2 separate regions of the Homo sapiens genome follow, and region 2 is linked to region 1. The links are chromatin contacts, found by Hi-C or POLR2A ChIA-PET in ENCODE. All regions are on one chromosome and are shown on one strand. The core of a region is the stretch at or near the end of the contact, and the rest is flanking DNA. Distances in the headings are between cores, read along the strand shown.

Region 1 (2,700 bases), core at 23-2,522:
TAAGAAAGTGAATAAATCCCACAATTGTTCTTAATAGTTGCTAGGGTTTCTCAGATTTTGTTTTACAGGGTCTCTTTTCCCCTCTTACAATATCTCTAACTACGCAAAGGCCTCAGGACTTGAAAGGTTCAAGATTCTACAAACCCAGACTCCTAAGTCACTCCAGCACCCACCATCAGACCACCCTCTAAGCCATGCAAATGTGTATTACTCAGGATCCTAAACTCAGTGAGGATCTTCTCTTTGTTTATACTCACTACTAGCAGCTGGGCTTGCGGGGAAGAAGGAAAGGGGAGTGAATTCACTGCCTAAAGGATGAATTAACCAAAAACACCTAAGGGGAATTGAATACTGTGTACCTCTAATCAGTTCAGTCAGCAGGCACTTGTCAGGCAGGACCCAAAGGCCCCAGAGGTACAATTCATGTTCTCCAGTAGCTTACAGTGTAACTGGGGACAAGAATCATGTACATACAAGAAAATGTTTAGTAAAGTACCAATCAACATGAAAGTTGGCTAATAAGTAGCTATACGTAATGAGGGGCTGTCAGAGCTCAGAAGGAACAGACAGCTTTAGGCAATGTAGCCTAGCGGTTAGAAGCATGGTTTTGGCGGTCTGATAGAAGTATGTATGAATTCCATGTGTTCTAGGTTCTTAGTCTGTGATGTTAAGTACATTACTTGACACTTCTAAGCCTATGTTTCCACTGTATAAAATGAGGATAATAGTTGGACTTACCTCCTAGGGTTTTTGTGGAGGTTAATAAAATAATGCATATGAATAACTTAGTCCTACGCTTGATGCATGAAAGGTATTTAGAAAGTTCTAACTACTGTTGCTGCTGTATTCCTTTGTTACAATAGTGAAGACTGTAGCTGGGCCTGAATGGTGGTTAGAATTCACAAAGTAATAAAGATAGTACGTGCAAAGTGTAAAGGCAAAACTGTATAAGATGTGTTTCCAGCAGAGACATCTCATGGGAGTGGAGGGATCTGGGGCAGAAGAGTGTGTGATTGGGTTAGAAAGAGAGGTGGAAGCCGGTTGCTGGAGAGCCTTGACTGCGAGGAGCATGGGCTTTAGATGTAGGCACTGAGAATGTGGATGGCTTTTGCCCTGGGACAGATCACGGTGAAAACATTTGTTCTGGAAGGGGAACCGGGGACAGGAGGAGGTGGCAGAAGGAAAGGTCGGGGCAGGAGATGAGGCTGTAGTCCAATGTGAGGGTTTAGGCTCGTATCTCTCTCTCACGCTGTCTCTTGGGAGAGAGAAGCAGGAAGTGGAGAAAGAGGCCAAAGTAAGCAGTCCCTGGGGACAAAATCAACAGAGCTTCGCAGTCAGTGAGTTGCTAGAGGCCATGGAAAAGGAAGTGAAAAACGATTAGTTCCAAGTTCAGACAATACAGAGAATGATGGCAAATTCTCATAATCATTCATTCACACTATTTTTTGAGTGCCTTCTAAGTGCTAGTTCTGGGGGAAACAGCAGGGAGTAAGATATATCAATATAAATCTGTGAGCTCTGTCTTCTTGGAGCTTCCACTTCACAGAAATGGGAAGTTCAGGAGGAGGAGCCAGGCTTGGAAGATCCTGAGTTGGGTTGTAATCACATTGGGTGTGAAGTGATGTCAAGTCTTCTGTCAGCATTGTGGACAGAGCATCTTCTCTGTGTGAGGAAGTTTGTGATCTGACATCCTGTCCAGTTCCTGCTGGTTGAAGGACTTTGCTAAAGCCACGCTATGTCTCTGGTCCTCAGCTTCCTTGGTTTTAATAAGAGGGAGTCAGACTAAATAATCTTACAGCCCAAGAGAAAAACTCATGTGAGTAATTAGAACTGTAGGACCTGAGCTGAGGAGCTGATGCTTCATGGAGGAGAAGCATCTGGACAGAGGTGATAATGAAGCTGTATGTTTAAATATGCATCGGCACATGGAAAATAAGAGACATTTAGCACAAATTAAATTTCTATAAAACCTGCTAAGGAAACACTCCTCCTCCTACCAGTCCTCAGTTATGGAGATTGTCTACCTTGTGAATGATAAATAGCAAATTTTAAATCTCAGAGATGCATATCCTTGTCATCAGCTTGTTTGAGAACCACTACCCAGCCCCCAAGCCTGCTCCACCACAGTGTGTGAGCTCAGGGAATTCACACCATTCCACTATTACCTTAAAGACTAGAAGATAAACTGCTGGCATATCCAGCTTCAAACTGCATGCTATGTAAAATGACAACCAGTTGGGCCTATGTGTAACACCATACGCTTTACTACACGGAGAAAATAAAAAACTATCTGGTTTAAAAAATAATTTTGTAGTTTTGACGTATATTTTCTTTGCTTGCGCTGACATTTCCCTTCAAGAAAGAAGAGGCTGTGGCCAGGTGTGGTGGCTCATGCCTGTAATCCCAGCATTTTGGGAGGCCAAGGCGGGTGGATCACCTGAGGTCAGGAATTCGAGACCAGCCTGGCCAACATGGTGAAACCCCATCTGTACTAAAAATACAAAAATTAGCTGGGTGTGGTGGCAGGCACTTATAATCCCAGCTACTCGGGAGACTGAGGCAAGAGAACTGTTTGAACCCAGTAGGCAGAGGTTGCGGTGAGCCAAGATCGCACCATTGCACTCCCGCCTGGGAGACGAGTGAAACTCAGTCTTAAAAAAAAAAAAAAAAGGAAGAAACTGTGATACCCACATTTTCCAC
Region 2 (2,700 bases), core at 140-2,639, 200 kb after region 1:
TTTTTGGGTTTTCTTGGAGACAGTGTCTCACTGTGTCACCCAGGTTGGAGTGCTGTGGCATGATCACAGCTCCCTGCAACCTCCACCTCCCAGCCTCAAGTGATCCTCCTACCTCAGCCTCCTGAGTAGCTGGGACTGCAGGTGTGCATCACAACGTCTAATTTTTGTTTTTTTCTGGAAGAGACAGGGTTTCATCATGTTGCTCAGGCTGGTCTTGAACTCCTGGGCTGAAGCAGTCTGCCCACCTTGGCCTCGCAAAGTGCTGGGATTACAGGTGTGAGCCACTGTGCCCACCAGGAGCAAATATTTTTGCTTGGAGGACCTTGGAGGAGGAGGTGGTGTTTGAGCTGAGACATGACCTGTGCCTCAGAATCATTTTCTCAGGCTGAGCAGCGAGGAAGCCCTGGGGAGGAGGAGGCCCCATCAGCCTGCATGGAAGCCATGTGGGAGGGCTGGGGTTAATGGAGGGCACAGCCTGAGCTGACCAGCAGCCGAGGGGGCCAGGAGGCCAGTCCAACCACAAAAAATGAGATCTCCTCCTCAGCATCAGTACAATAACCTCTAGCCACCCAGGAAGGCCACCTTGGCCTCAGGGCCAGAGTCAGGGAGCCCAGCCAAAGCTATTCTAACTGGGGGAGTTGGCAGCCACCAGCTTTTGGCTCACTAAGGCCCACTGACCAGCTTCAGAGTGAGGATGTCAGCCTGGGTTCCCAGCAGGGACCTGCAGGCTAGATTCCATGGTCTCCATTCTGTCCATGCCTGATGTTGTTCATCTGCACAGCCATAATCACAAATGGTGATGAGGGCACATGAAGATTCTATTCCAGGCCCCAGGGCAAATACACAGAGAAGCCCACCTGAGCCCCTCCTTGCCCCAGAATGGGGACAGACTTCACTGTTCCTTGGCACTGAGACTTGTGAGAAGGCCAGACTCACATGCCAGCAAGGCCAAATGGCCACATAGGTAACAGACATGGGGAAAATGGGCTGGAGTCCCCATAGGGAGTGGTGGGGGCTACAGTAGCCTAAAGGGTGGAGCCCCATCCAAAGGAGTGGCTGACCTCAGCTCCAGCAGACACTGCCATGTGGGAATATAGATTATCAAGAGAAGCGGGACCACCGGGGTTTCTATGTGAGATATCTAAGTTTTTGAGTGTTGGCCATTTTAAAACACCGCGTGGGTGTGCTCTTTGAATGCAATGCAGTGCATGCTCTCTGAGTCTTGATTTCTACAATCCTGTCCACTGCCAAGGTCTTTGTCTCATTGGATCCTCACTCCTGTTTTAGGGATGAGAAGCCTCATATTAGAAGCCCAGTAAGTGGCAGAGCTAGGATTTAAATCCGGGTCAGTTTTCCACCCAAACCAGCTCTCCCACCGTGCTGGCTCCGGGACATGAAAGACAGAGCCGAGAGAGTGTGGGCTGTGCTACAGGAGTAGGGGGTTGCTGCAGTGGGGCCTGAGGTCTCCGCTTGCTGCCTACCCGAAATCCCAGGAACTTTTTGTTACTGCGAGGCTCTATCGCCACCTAGTGGTCACGACTCAGCATTCAGGTTAGAGCAACCAGCACCTAGAGGAATAACAAACCCTTCCTCCCTCAAGTCCCTTAAGACTTCAGGCTGAACACCTAAAGTCTCTGACCCTTAAGTCTTTTATTTGAAAAATGGAGGAAAAAGTGTGCCTCCTTCCTGGGGGTTGTTAGGATTAAATAAGAGAATGCAAGTTAACTGCTTAGCATAGGGTAGCACAATGCCTGGCCTCTACTAAGGGATTAACACGTATCCACCATTATTATTAAAAGCAAAAGAAAGCCAGGCATGGTGGCTCACGCCTGTAACTCCAGCATTCTTGGAAGCCAAGGCAGGAGGATCGCCTGAGCCCAGGAGTTTGAGAGTATCCTGGGCAACATATTCAGACTCCATCTATGCAAAAAATAAAAAATTACCCAAGCATAGTAGTGCACATGTATGGTCCTAGCTACTTGAGAGGCTGAGGCAGGAGGATCACTTGAACCCTGGAGGTCAAGGCTGCAGTGAGCTGTGATTGCACCACCGCACTGCAGCCTGGGTGAGAGAGCAAGACCCGATCTCAAAAAATAAATAAATGCAAAGGCAAAAAGGCCATGGGCCACTCTGGCCAATGCCTGTGGTTATGCCAGTTCCAGGCAGGATGCGTCCAGCCCCACCCTGACAACTCCAGAGCTCTCCACCTCCCACTTGGCACCAGTTCAGTCTGGCCCAGTAGATAATGAGGAAGACCCTCAGAGCCCCCTTCTCTCCCCTGAAATCCTTAAATATCTCTCCAGGAGACTAATCATTGGGGCTTGGGACCACTATATCATCATTTCTTTTAGTGTGAACCTTAGGTTGTTACTATTTTTTCCTTTTTTTTCCTCTACTTTTGTCACAGTAGAGCCATTTTCCCATTATTTTGTTTCAAAGGCTAAGATTTAATAATGATTTTTGTTTGTTTGTTTGTTTTTTTGAGACAGAGTCTCACTCTGTCACCCGGGCTGGAGTGCAGTAGCGCGATCTTGGCTCACTGCAACCTCCACCTCCTGGGTTCAGGTGATTCTCCTGCCTCAGCCTCCCGAGTAGCTGAGACTACAGGCACCCGCCACCACGCCCGGCTAATTTTTTGTATTTTTAGTAGAGATGGGGTTTCACTATGTTGGCCAGGCTGGTCTCGAACTCCTGACCTTG

The links. Hi-C counts contacts between places; a loop is a spot of excess contacts on that map. ChIA-PET counts read pairs that join two places held with the same protein, here RNA polymerase II (POLR2A). Pooled maps may share reads with other maps.
Region 2: a map of K562 shows a loop between it and region 1 (2.2-fold over the local background). The contact joins two enhancer-like sites. A Hi-C loop is called at or near these places in 3 of 168 maps with a recorded cell type or tissue (Caco-2, K562 and endothelial cell of umbilical vein) and 8 of 50 pooled maps. POLR2A ChIA-PET finds 5 or more read pairs at or near these places in 1 of 52 experiments (T-cell).

The regions. Positions count from the first base shown.
Region 1 is chr5:168,878,688-168,881,387 of GRCh38, reverse strand. The region is part of intron 5 of SLIT3 (slit guidance ligand 3); the gene reads left to right. Among named protein-coding and RNA genes, the nearest start is that of MIR218-2, 110 kb to the right of the region's middle. Within about 2 kb of position 1,272, at least 3 of the 41 ENCODE cell types and tissues checked have a DNase peak (open chromatin) inside an H3K27ac peak, as active enhancers do.
Region 2 is chr5:168,678,465-168,681,164 of GRCh38, reverse strand. All of the region lies in intron 32 of SLIT3 (slit guidance ligand 3), which reads left to right. Among named protein-coding and RNA genes, the nearest start is that of SLIT3-AS2, 27 kb to the left of the region's middle. Within about 2 kb of position 1,389, at least 2 of the 41 ENCODE cell types and tissues checked have a DNase peak (open chromatin) inside an H3K27ac peak, as active enhancers do.